2 separate regions of the Homo sapiens genome follow, and region 1 is linked to region 2. Evidence: read pairs that join two places in POLR2A ChIA-PET (ENCODE). Cell type or tissue: CD4-positive, alpha-beta T cell. All regions are shown on one strand. Links, peaks and the distances in the headings refer to the core of each region. The heading gives the core; the rest is flanking DNA.

Region 1 (10,319 bases), core at 1,585-9,584, 200 kb after region 2:
TCCAGAAAGAAATGATTCTACTCACAGAATTTTACAGTTGTGTGTGGTTTTTTTGGTTGCTTTAATGCTTTGTATTATTTTGTTTTTACTAAGAAGTTTTTACATGTAAAGCAAGTGTAATTGTATTTACATTGAACTTTGAAAGATTTTCTTCCTCATAATGTAAAGAAAAGGTAAATAAGATCAACTGCATACCTATGCTATTATTTTGCTATGTAGTTTATTATGACGGCCCATGCTGCTTTCATATTATTTGAATTTTATTGCCCCTGCTTTCTCTAGGACTTTATTAACTTTGATATAGTGCATCTATACTCATCCATGTAAATGATTTTGAAGAACAAAACAATTGACAGATTTTGCTTTACAATATCTGTGATTTTTGTTTCATACCTTTGTCCATCTTTCAATCTTTGTAAACAGACCTAGTTCTTTATTGCGTAGACCTTATAATCCCTTAATACCCTGATTCTAAACTGAATGAGCTTTAAAAGTGCCTGTTAAACAAATAGTATAAAGGATACAATAATTTAAAATTTCTTTACAGTTACAAGTTTTTAGGTGATGGAAGTAGAATTCCTAAAATATAGATTACTCTTGTGTCATTTTCCCCCTAATCTTTAAGTGTTATCTTCTTATAAATGAAACCACGGGGGTTTTTCTTGTGATTATAGTATTTCATTATTTGAGTATGTAAACATGATGATGATGGTGTTACAGAATTAACAGTAGCAGAGGAATCGCTCTGAGTCAAAAACAGCCTTCATCATGATCAATAGCACAATTGTTTTATGTCTGTAAGGCATTTCTCATAGGACTATATTTGGTCATCCTGGTAGCTTTTGGAAACACATGTTTTGTCTCACAGTATTTGTAGACCACTGTTGGTGGTGGGGTGAGCATCATCAACACTATCTTAACCCATACCCTTCCAGCCTCATCAAATTAGAAGTGAATGATTGGCAGTGGAGAGAGGTTTTCAGTGAAACCATTCTTGATAATGTAGGGCTGGAAAAATTCACAGGTACGTTACCATGGTAACAGTGTTTTCATCGTGATGACCTGATTTACTAAGAAAAAGTCTTCAAATAAGTCTATGACATGATTAAATAAGAGATTTAAGGAAAGGGAAAAGACAAAAACAAAACACCTGAAAGACATTCCAGTCAAGCCCAGTGCTTCTATAATAGACGCCCCAAGGTATGGTGAGAATTATTTCTGATTCAACACTTTCATTCCCTCACCTGTTAAAGTAGTAAACCTTTAAAAGAAAGCTTTTAAATTAAAATTTTCAGCTACTTGGGAGGCTGAGGCGGGACCATCGCTTAAAGCCAGGAATTTGAGATAAGCCTGGGAAACATAACAAAACCCCATCTCTAAAAAAAAAAAAAAGGCAAAATTAGCTGGGCGTGGCATGTAGTTACAGCTATATGGGAGGATCCCTTGAGTTCAGGGGTTCGAGACTGCAGTGAGCTATGATCACGCCACTGCACTTCAGCCTGGATGACAGGGCAAGACTCTGTCTCTAAAAACAAAAATAATAATAGTAGTTATAAAAATATGTTTTAAATAACTTAAAACTTTATATAACAGCCTGTTTCTTAAATACCATGCAAATAATTTCGGAGAAAGTAAGTTATGGTAATTTTTATAAATGACTTCACATTTACAATGCTGGTGTTTTTATTGGTTAAATTAGATTTCTCAATAGCTATTTTTAAAAACTGCAATAGGAAGGACTGTCTATTGTATTTTTTAGAAACAAGCTGGTTTCTACAATATTATTCACGTTTTTTAAACAGCATCATTGAACCTGCACATAAAAGGTTAAATGTTTGCAGACCATTCTTTTTTGCCTCAAAGATCAGAGACAAATTACTATTTTTATTTTACATTTCCTTGATGAGGATAATGATAAACAGCTGTCATTTCAGTGCTTCAACTGCAAAGAACCTTATTGCAATCCTATAATTTAAACAAAGAAAAAATATAGTCATACACAATATACATACAGAAAAGAGCACAATGGAGAATTTGGTTAGAACTGGGGTTAGAGAAAAGGAAGTGTTGCTCTCTGCAATTACTCACGTAAAAGAAAAATTCCATTTATATGCATTTTTCCCGTTCATCTTAGACATTGGTAGAAGGGGCAGTTTACTGCTTCTTTTTTTCTAAAATGAGGAAATAAATCAAATTTGCATACTGAACTCTGTGACTCCCCATCATGTCCACTGTATTATCAGAATAGTTAAGATTTGCATGTCACTACATGTCTGCAAGTATTTCCAAAAGCTAAGAAGAATTTCAAATTGTTTTACTGATTATTTACTAAAGCCTCTCAATTTTTTTTAATGCTAAGAATTAAACCAGAGTTCTCTATTCACTCTGACACTTTGTTTTCTAATTGCATCTGGTTTCAAAAAGTGAAAGTCAGTGTCTTTTGCTTATTTTGATATGCAAAAAAGTGAAGCATGGTTACATGTTAAGAAAGCTGTAAAATGGGGAAATTTAGTGTTTCTATATGAAAATGTGGATGCTAATATAATTTTCCTGGTGTTTCATATTCCTCGAGGTGAATGTAACAAGTTATTTATTCTGCTTTTCTCCTTTAGCTCAATTATTTATTTTTTATAACTATCAGTACTTTAAGGAATTTTTCTAGAAACTCTCTTTATGTTCTGGTTTCTTAATACCTAAGGAAAAAATTGACTTAAAATAATATTTATCTAACATTTATTGAACAAATTTCAGTTCTCAGAGCTTGAATATATTCTTATATGGGTTGACAATTACGATGATACCCCTGTCCTAAGGTTGTGCTACAGATCTATATAAAGTACATAGCACAGTACCTGGAATACAATATTTGCTCAATAAATGTTCCTGGGAAGTGGTAGTAGGTTTATGCTGAAATGCCATTACCTGGTACTGCTAAACACAACGGCAAAATCTAAAATCCAAGAATGTTTTAGATCAGAGAGACAAATGGAATTGTGTTGTATTCCTAATGGAGGCTTATATTTCTTTATATAGAAGATGTTTTCTTCAGAAAGCTGTAGGTCATCATCTGCTCTCATTGATATATATCATATATATATATATATATATATATATATTTCATAATCACTTTATCATCCTCATTATCATCAAGTTGTAGTAGCTCCTAACTCCTCAACTTGGAATTTCTCTGGTCTGTGCTTTCTCTTACAAGTAGGCTTTCCTGGAGGCCCTAAATGCACTGGAGCCTCAGAAATGTCCTCATACTGTAGTCCCAAATCATGAGGTCATGCTCTCAGGACTGGGAAATGAGTTGAGCATGCATTATTTTAATGTGTTTTTTAGAACAATAGACATTTCTGAGTGACAGAAGCCTATATAAATGATTAGAACCAATTCTATCAATATTGTTGATTTTGTGGCCCATCAATATGCTTTTCACACAAGCATATTGATTCAAAGGAAAGGCTTATCATTTAATATCCAGTAAAGCTATTTAGCACAGTGCTATGCCTAGAACTGATTGGATGATTGAAAATCAAAGTATGTACATTTCCAAAGAAAAGCACTTCGTGTCTACATGGAAGCAATAAATTATTTCCCCATTTTACATTCATAATTAAATCTTTCCAAATGCTAGAAAGTAGCCAGACCACTAACAATAATACCTGTGTCATGTTCTGGGGCTTAGATGGTTCAAGCTGACTTGAAATGGAGACCATTTGTTCTAAATTGATTTCAATGCCAAGCCAATAGGTCAGCCCTTAATGATGAAGAAGCCATTCCAGCTCAGCCTCTGGTGGATAAGCCAACATTAATTAACTCAAGTCTCATAGTATAGGAAACAGATGCTTTTCTCATGTTGCACAAATAAATTCTTTGTGTATAGATGTGTTCTGTTTTATTCAAAGAATAACAAGTTGGAAGTAATAATTGTAAGTTTTTCACAATGGAGCCAGTCTTTAGTAGTGATGACAGAAGCATGAATTTACGTAACAAATTCCAGCAAGTGCATGGAAGAATAAATTATCTTCTATATCTCTTATTTTGGCTTCAGGCAGCCCTACAAAATTTAGCTTTGAATGTGGGAGGATCCAAATGCTGATCCATCCCAGAGCAGACCTAGAAGTGCCAGAACAATACCAAGGTTATTTCTAATCTATAGCTTCCCTGGAGACTCCTCTCAGAGGTTTACATTTGCATCATATGTTTGGATTCAATTCTTTGGCCAGCTTGCAAATGGCTTAAGATTAGATTGTTCTCTGGAGGTATGTTGTTAGGTACACTGTTTATTTGGTTATTCATCTCAACCTTCATTCAGAATTAGAATACTTACTTGCTTTCCCTAGAATGTGGCAGGCTAAAAATTGAGTAATAACGGCAGGTTCCCCCATCTCCTTTCAGAACCAGTGGATGCATAAGATAAAAATGTTACCATCTACTGATATAAACTCCAACTATGCTAATCAGAAGTTGATAATCTGATAACGACTGACATTTTATTTTCTTCTGAGTGAATATGAGATAATCCATGGTTTGTTTTCTCTTCTTTTAGGCTGAAAATGATGAGAATGGACAAGCAGAAAACTTTTCCATGGACCCACAATTGGAGAGGCAAGTGGAGACCATTCGCAACCTCGTAGACTCCTACATGTCCATTATCAACAAATGTATCCGAGATCTAATTCCAAAAACAATAATGCACCTTATGATCAATAACGTAAGTGATTATAAACTACCTCCATTTAACTTCTAACCCATCCGAGTGTGGAAGTTGCACATATTATCTTCAGCTTCTTTGTGTATTTTCTGGATAGTTCAAATAATATTACCCAGGTTCATCATTTTCCATTAGACGTGATATGTGACTGACCAGTGAAAGAGAACTTAGGGAAGAAAACTTAAAACTTCTAGCTATAGGACTGAGGTATTCCCCATTGGCTGTCTTCTAGAAGAGTGTGAGTTTGCTCACAATAAAGCAAAACAAAAACACCATAATCCTGGGCATCATGTAAATTAATTGCAAAACCAGCAAAGAAACCAGATGCCCTGGCTCCTAGACTTTGAGACTAAAGGCAAAGGATATATTTGTTCCTATGCCCATGCGTGTGCATGCATGTGCACACACATATATAAAATATGTTAATATGATTATTTTCAGCTTCTAAAATCTATGGAATGCTATTTTAACCTGGGAAAGGGCTTCTTGCTTTATTCCCTCGGATTAAAAACTCAGTGAATTTTATTTTTCTAAGGTAAGGATGCTATAACCTCAAATCTGAAAATCCTGCTTGACTAGCCATCAATGGGTCTAAATAACCTTTTCAAGGTTATTTATAGTAGTCAGAGTATGATACTTAAATTATGTTTGATTTAGTTCTTTTGGTAGTTAACTTTTTACAGTACAAATAATACCACAAGTTATTTGAGAAATAGTCTTTTAGATAAGATAGGTTATAATGAGGTGTTTTATAGGGGGCTTTTCTGAATCTTGACAAGTGAGACACCAATAATTTTATTCCTAGTTATCTTCTAAGGACATCTTTTTATTTAATCCAATGATAAATTATGAGCATTACTTGTAAGAAATTAAAATTAGATGGCAAAGTACTAAAAAGAGCCCCAAAGTAGAATTTAGGAGAAATCTGGGTTCTAAATCTGGTTCTGCTACAGACTCTGTTGACCTAAGGTGAGTCTCTTTCATGTGTCTGTTTCCTCCATATGTAAAATACTAATTGTAGTAAGTGTATCTGACTTAGGGATTTGTTCCAGAAGATGGTACAAATGAAAGTACTGTGAAAAATATAATTGTAAGAAATTAATATGGCTGCCTATTTAAGAACTGTAAATAGCCCTTGTTCATATTTCATGGTTAATTTCAAAATTTTATTTCTAAATACGACAGTCCGTTCATTGTCCATGATCTCTGCATTCCTTGACTGTAAGCAACCCCAAGCACTCATGTGAACAATCTTATTTTTAACTAACACTATTTTCATACACGTATGTATTCAAACAAGGTTAGCTGGATGCTTTGAAGAATCAGCAACAGGTAAGCAATAAATTAGAAATGTGGGAACTATGAATTGTATTCTTTTGACCAATGGCTTTCTGTGTAACCTAAAGCAAATCATTTCGCCCCTTTGAGTTGAAGTCAGTTTCTTCTAAAACTACAGTGAGGTACCTCACAGAGCCATCAGAGATTATAATAAAAGTGGCTATAAGCCATTTAGAAAAATATAAAGTACTAAACAAATAGTCTGTGTATTTTTAAAATTACCTTCTTCATTTACTTAAATGAATTCAGGTTGTTTTGCTGTGGTATATCCAGGCACTTGCTTATTTAAACATTTTCCTGATTAAGGATCATTTATCTTTTCACTGTTTCACCGAGAGTCATTAGTGCTGCCATCAGTTCAAACGCTGCTTTGCTCTGCACTATATTAAATCATCAGCACAGGAAATAGCACTTCCTGCCTATAGCTGTGAGGAGTAGCTTGACACAAATTAGCTAAAAGGAAAAAAAAAAAAAACAAAAAACCCCTATTGCAAATCTATCCTACTTTCACCTTCTCAAGAAAAACATACACACATGCACACACATATGCGCACACACACACACACACACACTGAAAGAAAGAAAGAAAGAAATGCAGGGGTAGTTTCCCTCACTCTTCACTGGTGTGTTTTCTTGTTTTAATGAAATGGCTAAACCTCCACCTACAGGATATTATCCTCGGAGGTAAAGTTCTGATAGTTGTCTTGAGAGAGACCTCACATAAGAGTCGTGAGAAAGGAGACTTCAATTAAGATCTGATCACCAAGGTCAAATCTTGAAGTAAAAACTAATAGGAATGTGGAGAAGGCGAAAGTATCATGTAGTGCTGAATTCTTATGAAATTGTGGCTTTGTTTGAAATTTAACTTTTTGTATCTACCAGAAGTTAGTTTTACATATCTAGAATGACTGCTTTTCTTGGGTATTATTTTATGTGCTTTTTAAACATATATAAAAAGGTATAGTTTTATATATAATACATATATTTTAAAATTATATATGTATAATTCTATATATGAAAAATATATATCTCTTTTATTAATGTAGTCATATTGTCGTGGCATCTTATTGTACAGAATGCCCAAGCCTATTTTGTTCATTCCACACGTGACCTGTTGAGTCCAAGGAAACTGAAACAGTGAACACCCAGCACTGTGCCATCTAGATGTATTGATTTTTTAACTTGATTCAAAGTGAAGAGATCTTCAAATGAAAGAACTAATAATAAAATCACAACGAGAAAACTAGTCTTTTGACTCCTAATTCTAAATTCTATTCACTTAACCCTGCTGCATCTTTAAATGAGTTTGGATCAAAAAGCTAATTGTTCCTCCAGAATCAATAAATGCCTAAAACACGGTCCTCTATTTCTTCCTGGTCTATCAAAAGCGGTGTTCTGGCCTTTCCTCTTTGAAATGGGAATGAAAAAGAATATGTTTCGGCCTTCTGAAAAAGAATATGTTTCAGCCAACATTCATAAAGTTCAGAATTTGGTGGGCAGTTTCCTTTGAAAGTTTACATTAAGTGTTCTGCCACTCAAATCTCCATATGGAATTGTTTAAGAAGTTTAAAGCCTAGCAATAAATGCCTTGCCTCAGACATACTGTAAGCCTTTGTCTATTGAAATGCAGCAGCTGTTTCATTACTTAAACATACCAGGTAACAGCAGCACAAAGAAATAGCAAGTTTATGACAGACGGTCTTTCTGGACAGGCTACAGTCAAAGCAGCAGAGTTTTGCTCAGGACTTTAAAGCTAACACACACATAACACCCCATGGTAAGCCCATTTGGATGGCCTCTTCTCTGTAGCTCACCCCACCAGAAGTTCTCCATCAAAGAATGAAGTGGATCCAGCTTTATTCTAAAAATGTGTTCGGTGTGGCAAAGTGGCACATAATTCTGTTTGAACCTGTCAGCCAACCACATGTTGGATACCCATTATTTTCCACAGCTTATAAATGAAGAAATTGAGGTTCTGAGACATTGACTTGCCCAAGATCACACAGCTGGGGGTGGCAGAGTTAAGACTGAAATCCAAGTCTTCTCACTCATAGTCTGATGTTCTCACCATTTGAACATTGGATAATGCACGTGACAGGGTTAGGAAACTCTAAGTCAGCCCTCTCCAACTAGAGGACTCCTACCCCCACAGGGTATTCATGAGTTATTTTCCCAGACAGTTAATTTTACTTGAAGATTTAATTAGGATTTGTTTGAAGGTGAGAAGCAATGTTTGAAATCTTTCTCATATTTAAGCAAACCCAGATAATACAAAAGAGAATGTAAACGTTCTTAGGAATTTTTAAAAAAACCAAATTTGAAACATAGAGCCATTTCACACTGGAGTGTGTGCTGTAGCCTGCGCCCCTGGACCCCTCTGGAGGTCCACATTTACTCTCCTTGGCCATTGGCATTTTGGTGGAAAATTAGTAACATGTGCCCTAGTTTCAAAACTTACTGTAACTTTAATGCGTATGAAGTAAAGTGTTATTTTAAATGTTCATTATTTTAGGGGAAAGTACATCTTAAATACCAGAGCTTTATCCTGGCATTTAAAGCACTGATTTGTTTCCACCAGCCAGGAATTCAGCACACTGCTCAAGAAAAAGATCACGACTAGGACTCCCTAAGTCCCACTCTCTTCTCCCCTGCCCCCACCTCCCATCATTGCTCCCCGCCAAGGCTAACACTCTTCTGCTTTCTTAAATTGTAGATTAGTTTTGCCTGTTTTTGCACTTGGGAATCATATACTATACGCCTTTTGTGTCTAACTTCTTTTCCTTAACATTACATTTGTGAGTCAAAGGATGTTACTTTTTAAAGCAGGAAAACTTCCTTGGTCTTTAGCAGAATTAAATCCCTGGGAAAAGGAAAGGAGGACTAAGCAGATGTGAGAGAATTGTGAGATCTCAAAGATCACAAAATTCTAACCAAGCCCCCTCCCCAAAACTAAACAAAATTAAACTTCTCAATTGAATTTTAATACATGTATTGTGTGAATGAGAGGCATCACCGTGTTCCGTACTGTGACCCTCCAATTCTAGAAACAAAGAGATTTTAAGGAAATGGTCTCCTTGGTAACTGAACTGTAGGAAACTGTAGGAAAACCCTAGAAATGTCTCTTCTATTTGTGAAGGGTTTAAAATGGTCTCAGTCATAGAAAAGAAGGTTTAAGATCCAAACATATTACGGGTTGCTAGAGAAGGGTTAAAGTAAGAGAGGAAAACATGTGGAACATTTTTAATGACCTCACATTCCTTTACACTGAGCAGAGCGACATGGTGCAGTAATGCCTGTTTATCTAGCCTAGAGAGTTTGAGCTGGAATGAGGTTTCATGTGTGAGAACTTTTACAAACCATACAGAGATGTATAGGTTATAAGGTGTTATAATTAAAAACATAAATATTATTTCAGATCTCAAATTTAAGTATAATCACTTTGTTATGTTAGGTGAAGTATTTTCTAAATGCTATCATCTAAAAGGGATTCACTTGACCCCTGATTGTCATGCAGAATTCTTGATTTAAATATTTGTACCAGATTTAAATGTCTGTATACCACTGGCATACAGACTTCCCAGAAAGTCCCTGAAGTGTCTGGAAACTCCCGGAAGTCCCCCTACCTTCATTCCAAACTCCAATTTTAGTGTCACAAAGCTAGGTTAGCAGAAGGAGAGAAGAGTATCTCTAAAATTTTGCTTAAATGCAAAATAAAAAATGTTAACCTCTATGCCCTATTTAACTATGTCGCTTGATACCTGTACTGTTGCAACAGCTGTCTATTGTTCTCCTGTCTCGATGTACCTAATGCCAATGTAGCCTATAGACAGTAAAAATCACAGCATTTTTTGGAAGGGGCACTAACTGTGTGCTGGGCATCATGCTAGACAACTTGTATTCATTCCTTCCTTTAATCCTCACAATACTTGAGGTAGCTCTACCCTCATTTCACAGATGAGGAACCTGAGACTCAAACAGTTTACATTATTTGCCCAAGAACAGTAAGTGTTAGAACTAGAACTTAAATCCACAGCCTATGCTCTGAATCCACTGTATTGCACAGTAGGCAAGTTCCAGTGTGTCATAATTGCTGTGGAAGATTCAAGGCACATCTTTGGTCAGAATGCTGAAACAGGCCCTTATTTTGCTTCATGGTTTGACAGTTGATTCTTAATTCAGCTCTGCTTTAAATCTATTCTTGGAAGAATCTTCTTTTAAATTGTATTTAATAGATTCTAAGTGATATTCCAGTAATATGTAAAGT
Region 2 (10,319 bases), core at 1,540-9,539:
TTGGTGACTGAAGGTGCTTAACGCAAAGGGAAACTGAGGAATTGGCGATGGTGTGTTTTGAGTTTGAGAGAACAATGATATAATTCTGAAAATGTATTTTTTTCCAGTAAGAGCCAGTTTTTCAAAGTTTCTTTTGCAGTAGTCCTCTCTTATCCATGGTTTTGCTTTTGCAGTTTCAGTTACCTGTGGTCAACTGTGGTCCGAAAATAGGTGAGTGTTGTACAAGAATAGAGAGAGAGAGAGAGAGACACCACATTCACGTAACTTGTATTATAGTATATTGTTATTATTGTTCTATTTTATTATTAATTATTGTTATCAATCTCTTACAGTGCCTAATTTATAAATTCGACTTTATCATAGCTATGTATGTATGGGAAAAAAGACATGGTATATTTAGGGTTTGTTACAATTCAAGGTTTTGGACATCCACTGTGGATCTTGGAATGTATCCCCTACACATAAGGGGAAGTGGGGGCGCTACTGTACTTTCTAAAACCAAGTTGGATAATTGAAAATGTTGAGAAAGAAGTTTAGGATAAAGGACTTCATTACCTGCCTTGTGGGGGCTTAGAAATGTAAGATAACTAAGAGACAAAATTACGGGATGAGAGTAAGAGTTAGGGATGAGACAATAGGAGTAAGGGAAGTAATGTTAAAAGATACCTAACTGTGTGTTATAAAGCACTTTGGCTCTGAGTGGACTTATAGCCAACCCAGGGGAAATGCTAACAGTGATGTGGTTTTGGTATCCATAAGACAAACACAATCTGAGAGAAATGTCTCCATTGGATCTTCCTAAAGGTCATGCACATCCTCAGTATTATCCTGTGGTAAATACTATATTTTATAGGGTTTTTTTCCCTTAATGTGCCCAATGAATATACAGTCATACATTGCTTAACGATATAATTATATTCTAAAAGTTGTGTTATCAGGCGCTTTCTTTGTTGTCCAAACATCATAGAGTGTTCTTACACAAAGCTAGATGGTCTAGCCCACTACATGCCTAGGCTGTTTGTTTTGTTCCTAGATTACAAACCTGTAAAGCCTGTTTCTGTACTGGATACTGTAGGCAATTGTAACACTGTGCTAAGTATTAGTGTATCTAAACATATCTAAACAGAGGAAAAGCTACAGTAATAATACTGTCATATAATCTTATGAGACCACTGTCATTGAAGGTGTGGTCTCTTCTCAACTAAAATGTGGTTATGTGGCATATGGCTGTAATAAGAAGAAGAAAAAAATCCAATTCCAATCCATCCAACACACTGGTGTTAAAAAATAAACTTAAATCTTAAGAAAGTGTCCAGAGATTGATTTTTCCATTGAGAGTAATTTATTCATTTATTTAAAAATATTTATTGAGTATTTATTATGTACTTGAGTCTGTATAATTCTGAGAGTACAGTAGTAAATTTTTTACATATATGAAGTGAAGATGACTGGAGAGGGGAGTAGGAGGTTGATGTGTAAGTCAGAGAATCCACAAGTAAGGAAGGGATAGGAATGAACATAGATGAAGCAGTTAAAAGAAGCAAGGTAGTAAGATAGTGCATGCCGTGATGATGAAGAGAGGGAGAGAGACAGAGAGAAAGGGTGTGCAAGAGATACAGCAAGAGAGCAAAACAGAGAGAGAAAGAGAGACAGAGAATGGACCCTGGTTTACTTCAACTTCAAGCTGATGTTACAGAGATATCAATGAAAGGAAGAAAGAGTAAGTCACTGGGTTTGATTATTAGTTGATCATCAGTGATCTTTAGGATTTCATTGTCAATACAATGGTAAAGACAGAAGCTAGATTGCAGGGGGTTAAGGGGTCACCTTATGGAGATGAAATAGAATAAGTCTTATTCCAGCTCCATGGGCATGTCTCTATCGCTTTATGTCTCAGTCCATAAAATAGAGCAAAAATGGTGATCCTCCTCTAGTCTAAAATATAAGGAATGCTTTGAACTGCTGGGTGAGCTAATACTCTAAAGCCAGGGCGGTGATAGTAGTTATCTGTGTGTACTTTGAATGAAACTGGACTTAGAATGCTGAGCTAGTTGTTTTGTGGAGCCTACTTTCAGAATGTCACCTCTAATTTTGCATTCATGAAAAGCATTCTCCTGCCTGGACTAGAATCCAAAAATTTTTTGTTTATTATTAGTGGTGACTGATTGTCATTTGTGGACTGTGATCTACATGTAATGAAGTGGAATTTGGCCACTGGTTGTGTTGCAAAGCTTTTCTGAGTAGTGTTATTGCATCTTAGTTTTGACAAAGTTTGTTACTCCCACTAGTATTTAACTGGTATTAAATTCAAGATTATATTTTCATAATGTTGTTTGGAAACCAAAAGAAAATAATTGGTATGAACGTGCTTTGAAAAGTTAAAGGATTATATAAGTATTAATTATAATTATCATTAAAGTGATTTAATAGAAGTATTATTCTACTAAAATAAAATAAGAACTGCTAAATTCAAGATGTCATTGAGAAGAGGGGAGAAGTTTTTTTTGCTATGGTTTATTTCAGCTTCTGTATAACTTACATGGACTTTCTAAGAAAAATGTATACAGGCAATATTTATAAATATGTGTGTATATTTTAATGATGCTATGCCGGATCATTTCTGCTTGGATTATTTGTGGCCTTATTTAATTCTGGACTTATTTTCCAGCATAGTTTTGGGAATACAGATTCAATAATTTTTAGATATAACCAATAAGTACTGGGTGACTACTCTGTAAAAGCACTTCTTCATATCTCACATTTTAATCTTCACAATAGCTTCATCAGAGCAGGTGTTATTACTTTTTTATGTATTAAAAAACTAAGGCTCTGAGAGGTTAATTAGATTTTCGCCCATGGCGTACATAGCAGGGATTAGACGACTAGAACCCTACCATTAGTAGATAATAAGCTCAGGTGGTGAAAATCAATTAGCTTCAGTAAAGCCTAATTGTATCTGTAAATATGTTACAAATATCATACCGTGTCTCTGAGTTCTGAGTCAAATTTGCAGTGTTTTTGAAGCAGCATTGCCTTCTGTTACCTGGCTGCTCTTGTATAGTTTAGCATGAATGCATGGCAGTTTGCCCTGTAGGAACAAATCTAGTCTATGTGGATATACTATCATGATTCAGTTAGGTCTCAAGATCAGTAAATTAATTTATGTAAAGAATAAGATACTATGTATTTCGGTTTTTCAATACAGAACCATGAGTAGGAGAGTTTGTATGTTTACTGCATGCTAACCAACACTTGTTTGTTCTTTATGGTTTACCAATTTCACTCGTTAGATCCTGACTTTTACCCTGTATCGTAGATAGGGCTGAGATTATGCACCTCATTTTACTCACAAGGAAACTAAAGCCAAAGAACAGTGTGTGATTTTCTCAGTAGCCTTCAAATATATTGGCCTAGAAAATATTCTGATAGATAAATAGTCTAAGGACAAGTGGATTCATTGTAATATCTGCAATGCATTTTATTTCTTATATAATTAAGAGCTTACTGCTAGAATACAGTGTGATTTAGGTAAAACTTCTCAACATATAGCATACTTGAGGGAAAACAGAAGATCATAAAAAGTTTCCTTCTTTTATTGCAGGAATAGCATATGATTTATTTGAAGCCTAATTATTTTCCAGAGGAATGCTCTACATGTTTCCAATAGCTGTTTTGTGTTTCTGTAGAGGGTTAGAGGAGAAGCTGCCAGTTTCCTCCCAATACTGATGTTGCAAATCTCAGAACTTTAATCTGGAACACTCTCCTCTGTTATGTATATGTATGAAAATTTGCCCTACCTATTACCTTACTTTGGCATGTGGCATTTACTTGTGAAAAATGTCACAATATCTAATAGTTTATTTCCTACTCATGGATATAAGGCAAAATAACATTAAACAAGAATAAATATCTGTTTACCAACATTTAAATGATAGTTCTTTTGTTGTCAACTGGCAAGTACGGAGCACTTACCAAGTGCCGCCACTCCGCTGGGCTCTGGGGAACACAGCTCTTCCTTAGCTGAGCTCATAATCTGGACTGTGAGGCCTACACATCAGGGCAGAAAGCTTCTAGTTTCACTTTTCATATAGTAATTTTGAAAGCATAAGAGGCTTTGCAAAACATCTTTTAAAATAAAGATGCTTCTCCACCATCTCTAAGATAAGTTGGTTCTTTTTGGCAAAGGTGATTTTAATTGTTAGTACATTTCCAAGACAAGAAATGCAATCTGTTGACACGCCCTTCAAAATAATCAGATGAAAACAAGGAACACAAATATGTCCAGCCCTGAACTCTTCATTTTTCCTCTTGATGAATCCTTTCTTATGCTTTAAAACACTTGAGTTTACACACACACACACACACACACACACACACACACACACATATTTCTGGTAGGCGTGGAGATATATATCTATATATATCTTGCTATTAGGGCAATTCCCTGAAAGATTACACTACCTTCTTTATGCATAACGTCAATGCCTGATATTAAACAGAAACGAACTATGTGACTATGCTTTCCTTTTTAAATATGTGAACGTATTTCTCTACAGAGTTGTTTTGTAGCCGTATTGCTACTAAACTGGTGCCCAGCTCCAGGCCTGCAGACTGCTGACACACAATTAATCTCACAAATTTATGAATGCCAAAGCATGGAGCAAAATGAAAACAACTGGGGGAATGTTTAAGGGAAATAATTGGACTGTATCCAGATGTGCATGTGTAAAACATCACCACTTAACTCCTCCCCCATATCCTGTCTGAAGACAGGGTTTTTTTTTTTTTTTTTGAAAATAAACTGGGGTTATTTGAAAGAAGTTGTGGTCTCTGACTAAAACTGAATAAGCAAGGCCAGGCTGGCCATAATTCTGTGTGTTCTTGTATTTTTGTTTCTTAATTAACTCATTAGGTGCTGATGAATCAATCTGCCTCATGTCTGTTTTTGGTGGGTGTTGCCACAACTTTATGAACTCTATTTAAAGATAATATGTAAGGGGTTTCAAGACTGATAGTCGATTTCTTTGAGTTTTTGGTTATAACGAACTGGAACTTTTTACTATTAGAAATAGGCAACATTATTGTAGTGTGAAGGTCATCAAGCTGGGACGTGAAGTCTGGTCAAGAGGAAAAAAATGTGACAACATTTTATAGTTTTTTTTTTTTTAACAGTCTGTCCAAGATCAGTTAGGGGAAACAAACAAACAAAAAAACGATTTCTCTAAGATGCTTAACTCACTAGATAAAGCATAAAAATGGAGATAATAATGTTGAGTTTGTGTGCATGAAATTAATTTAGGATCTGGCATCACTGGGATATGAGAAGCTAGAGGACAGGGTGCTCTGAAGAAATATTTTGCAGGTTGATGTCTAACCATCATTACATACCTTAAATGGTACTAGAGATGAAGTAATAAAACACACTTTTTCCCTCAAATGCAAATATTTCCTCAAAAACAAGATAACCAAGTCCAGCAATAAATCCAACTCATTTCAATAAAATGTTCTCCACAGACTTGCTTTTCTCCTACTCTGTTTAAGGACAAAAATAAAGATGAAATGAATTGCAATGAACCTGCTCAGAGGTACTCACTAAAGTGGAGCATAGAGAGGCCTTCTGCTCTGCATGCCCCTCCCTCTATCTGCATTGTCCTCAGAGACTGCCTGAAAATTCAAATTCTGGGCCTCATTAGGCACAGAGTCCTAAGATTGTGTTTCTGTTTTTATTCAAAGAGAGAAAACAAAAGTAGAAAAAGTTGAATACCCAATCTTTTATACCATTGCAGGAAGGCTTAAGGACCCCAATCGTCAGTTTTCCTGCAATTGGTGACTTCAATATGAGAATAGTATCAGCACTTTATTTTGAGAGTAAGTATTGATAATGTAGTATCATTCCAATTGTGCAGGTAATTATTTAAAGTCCAATTTTAATAATCATGACAACTGAGTATAGTTTCTATCAAAAAAAATTTCTTAGTTCCTTTACCAAGAACTGGTAAAAAGGCAACTTTTTAACTAAAGGGAGCTAGGTACAGAAAGGCACTGTCCTGTCCCAGACGCCAAAAGTTTAGTGGGAAGTGATGGCCATAGAGAGGGAAAGGGGATGAGAAGATCACTGGTTTCAGTATTAATACAGATATGCACATACAGCACCATCTCTAGATCATGCCTGTTATTCTCCATATCGTCTCCACATACTACCCAATAGAGATATATTTTATTTAGCCAGTTTTGGTTTCAAACACAAATAATTTCTGGGAAAGTTCAATATATTGGTTTCACACACTTTATGGATATAATATCATGATGTTGAAAATATTCTATATTATACAAAGTTTTTTTAACACAAATTAAATTTTGATGTCATAAGTGAAGACTTGGCAAATAAATACTAAGAATTATCTGTGTACCAGTATAAGGAAAATACAGTGATTCTGGGTTTCAAAACCCAAATACACTGAAACATTGTGGAGTTTTTAAAGTAAGGAATGTGCTTGGTCTGGCAGATGATAAAACATGTTAGTTGCTTAAAATTATTGCCAATTATTTTGGTAAATACATTCAAACTTTTTTAAATTTTTTTATTTTTTGTGATAGGGTCTCACCCTGTCACCCAGGCTGGAGTGCAGTGATGCAATCATGGCTTACTGCAGCCTCCACCTCCTGGGCCCAAGCAATGCTCCCACCTCAGCCTCCTGAGTAGCTAGGACTACAGGGTTGCACCACCATGCCCAGCTAATTTTTTTTTTTTTTTTTTTTTTTTTTTTTTGTAGAAACAGGGTTTCACCAGGCTGATTTTGAACTCCTGGGCTCAAGTGTTCCTTCTGCCTTAGCCTCCCAAAGTGCTGGGATTACAGGCATGAGCCAATACACCTGGCTTCAAAGTTTTTTTTTTTTTCTAGAGAATCAGCAGTGTAATAGAAATTAATATTCTAGTACTCAAAACAACAGCAATCATAACAATAATAGCAAAATCTATGTTCTTGGCTCAGTTACACTCAAGTAATAGCTTGACCTTGGATTAGTTGCTTTATCTCAATTTTATTTCTGCAAAGTAGCGTGAGGATCCCTATCCTGCTCACCTCACAAGTTGTGAAGTTCATTAGGTTTATTGTTGCAATGTTTTCTAAATCTTCTCATTAAATGATGTTAAAACCTACTAAGAACTCAAACAATCCCAGACACACTGATGGAGAATTTAGATATGTAGTCTGAATATAGCATCAGACAACCTGAACTGTTAAACAAGCAAAGAAAATTATCACAAAATAAACATGGAAAATATCATTACATTGACCACCATTTAAATTGCACAGTTCTTGTAAGACATACCCACTACATAAAATAAAACCCATCTGCAGAGACACAGCAGTTTTTCTGCAGTTGGGAGTTGGTGATTGAAAAGTAGGAATTTGAAATTAATTTTTTTTAGAAATTGAGAAATTTTATCCTCCCTTCTAAACAATGACCCTCAACACAGTAATGAGCAGCACAATCTGGAGGGTATGGTAATATCCCAGAATATGTCCCCAGGCTAGGTGCTCAGGGCCTAACTTGCCTTTTTAAGAAATTCATTGTTTCTGTTGAATGTTGCTCTCTTCATATTGTCTACTTTAAAAGACAAATACTTCTGGGATGTGTAAGCCCAGGAATGGGAAAGGAGGAAAAATCATCTTAGAGTTTATTAAGTACGGAATCTGACCCATGGACTTGATATGTGCATTCTCATTGCAGACTTGGGTTTGGGGTTTTACAAATGTAGAATCCAAATATTAGAGAAGTTCATCGCTTTCCTGTCACCCTCTTAAGGGAATGAACTGTGTAGCTGAGATTTGATCCCCTAGTTGGTCTGCCAGCAAGCCCATGTTCTTTCTTTTGCACACCCTATACCATATAATAAATTAATTCATGAGATGCTGTCTTTGTAACAGCTGAGAATTGGAACACTAAGAGAGCATCGAACATCTGGAATAGAAGTAAAGTGATTTGGAAAAAAAAAGGGAGGCTGGAAACTTAGTCAACACATAGGGGCAGCTCCTCTCACTCAGTGTTCATGCTGGGTCCTGAAGATAAGTAGGTTTTGCTCTTTGCCTCAGTGGTCTTTGACGGACTCTGGGTACTAAAGCTAAGATGGAATTGAGGGAAGCTCCTAATGCCTCCTTTATTTGCATCGGCAGTGAGATTGAAAGAGGCCCCTTCAGTGTGTGAATACCTGAAATTAAAGACTAGAAATATGCATTTAGACTGTTTACTTTAGGTTTCCTGTTTACATTTGTTCCAATTTTATTCTCTCACTGGGGAGTAGAATTGGAATGCAGAGAAAAAGGGGTGAGCACAAGACAAAGGGAAGTGAAACTCAATTTTGAAAGCAGAACCATTTTTACATTTAAGTTGAACTGTGGTTTTAAAACATTTAGCTCTCTATTGGAAACCATTGTGGGTGGGGTGCATTTGTAACAGAGCTTCACCTAATTCATTCTATATGCTTGGCAGAGGAAAGGCTGAAATCAGAGCCAAATTCCAAAGAGCCTCTGAGGGAAGCAAGGTCACACTCTATTCAGAATTATATAGCAACCTGGCCTAAACAGAAGATTTTTAATGTGTTTGTGCACTTAGGAATCATTTTTCTAGACTTTGGTAATTGTTTATCCATTTTGTGAAGTTCTATTGTAAATGTATTGCAAACACTGCTTCATAGCTAGATAAGAACAACTGCTGAATAATCTAAGTCAACTAAGTTTATTTCATAGCTGGTTTTGAAACTGGGAATAAAATAATATAGAAGGGTTTATTGATTAGTTCCACTGTCATAATAAGCCTGGAGAAATGTCTTAGGAGCCACATTTTGACTTTTTTGTCTGACGAATTTGGCCCATCCTCAAATAAAAATTGTTTTTTAATTCCAAGCAGTCATATTATGAACAGTTGTTATATTTTACATTGTTTTATAATTGGTCTCCTGCATGATAAAACTCATTTGCAAGGCAGAAAGGCAAAAATGTGAGAAGCAAGAAACCAATTTATTGTTAATCAATAATTACAATAAAAATGGGAATAAGGAGAAATGTGATTTTAACTCACTTCCTGGGAAGACATTCCAGAGTTTGGGGGATGACAGAACATCTTTTGGGTGCTTAGGGACCAAAAGGGAGTGAGGACTTCAGACTTTGAAGTTATTTTTGCTTACGACCAACCAACTTTACCTCAAAGTGCAGAGTGCTTAAAAGTTAATTTAAACGTCGGTTACAAATTCCAAGAAATGTGGAGATATAACCCAGAAAGGCAACATGACCTAGAGAGCTGAACAAGGGTTTGGGAATGTGGACTTGGTTGTTAACCCTGTGTCAGTTGCTGTTTTTTTTTTTAACTTTGTAATGATGAAATGCAGTTTCCATTCTCCTGACCACCTTAAGGTAGTACCAATCGTGGGTAAAATAATATAGAAGAGATATAATATAAAAGGGGAAATAATTTAGAAGGACAATGCTGTCCCCCCCTTTTGAAGATGACATGGATTTAGAGCAAAGTTTTGGTTATTTTTGAGAGGTCCAGAATCCAGGCATCTGCCTCTTTTGATACAAAGGCTGCTACTTCTTGCTTCTTCAAGGGACTTCTCACCCTCTATTGATGGTCAGCCCCCTCTCACTGAAGGAATCAGAATCAATTGGTGATAGAAAGTTTTGAGAGCATCATTTGCCAGCCTGGAAGTATTTTTCATCTCTACCAGTTGTTCTTTAACTTTTTGAAGTTCTGTAAACATTTAAGAACATCGTAGGAGTTATAGATGTTTTCCTTAGGCTATTGCACACATTCACAGATTGATTTCTGAAGACTCCCCCATCTTGAAGATTGTTCATGGATCATGGGTTGTGAACCCTAGCTATGGAGGGTTTGTGTCTCTAAGCTCTGAAAACCTCACCATCCAGGTTGTCCTCTCTGAGAAGCTACTCTCCATGGCCGAGTCACCTTAATGTTGAAAGGAAATATCTTTGCACATGATTTGTTCTCTTCTTATTCTGCCTGCCTCTTAAGTGTCAGAAGACCTCCCTGGAGGGAACCTCACAACTTTATGTCATTACTTTTTCCAAGGCTCACTTGTAGGTTTGGGAAGGTTTTCTTTTCTCCCTCTTTTCTTTGCATGAGAGTCTGTCCCATCTGCCTTTTCCCACCAGCAGTCCAGAGTGATCACTCTCAGATTTTTCACACCACTTACGCTTTGTATCAGCAATATGATATTCATTTTTCTCTCTTTTGGTTTATTTGTAAATTAATTTTTACTATAAAATATTTTAATACATATATAAATGGAGAATAGAAAT

What was found. Peaks named below come from ENCODE experiments on the same cell type or tissue, not always from the same donor. Only the 100,000 strongest peaks of a DNase experiment are listed, where the experiment ranks them.
Region 1: POLR2A ChIA-PET joins it to region 2 with 14 read pairs; 7 of 35 experiments call an interaction of 5 or more read pairs at or near these places.

Annotation. Positions count from the first base shown.
Region 1 is chr1:172,374,466-172,384,784 of GRCh38, forward strand. DNM3 (dynamin 3) reads left to right here. Exons shown (of 21, transcript NM_015569.5): 18 at 4,553-4,717. Among named protein-coding and RNA genes, the nearest start is that of C1orf105, 41 kb to the right of the region's middle. In CD4-positive, alpha-beta T cell, for the core only: no CTCF peak of the experiment used is centred there; a DNase peak (open chromatin) is centred at 6,536; H3K4me3 peaks cover 832 bases; H3K27ac peaks cover 1,474 bases.
Region 2 is chr1:172,177,029-172,187,347 of GRCh38, forward strand. All of the region lies in intron 14 of DNM3 (dynamin 3), which reads left to right. Among named protein-coding and RNA genes, the nearest start is that of DNM3OS, 37 kb to the left of the region's middle. RefSeq lists an enhancer at 4,118-4,167. In CD4-positive, alpha-beta T cell, for the core only: no CTCF peak of the experiment used is centred there; DNase peaks (open chromatin) are centred at 4,013, 4,393 and 4,763; H3K4me3 peaks cover 1,096 bases; H3K27ac peaks cover 3,056 bases.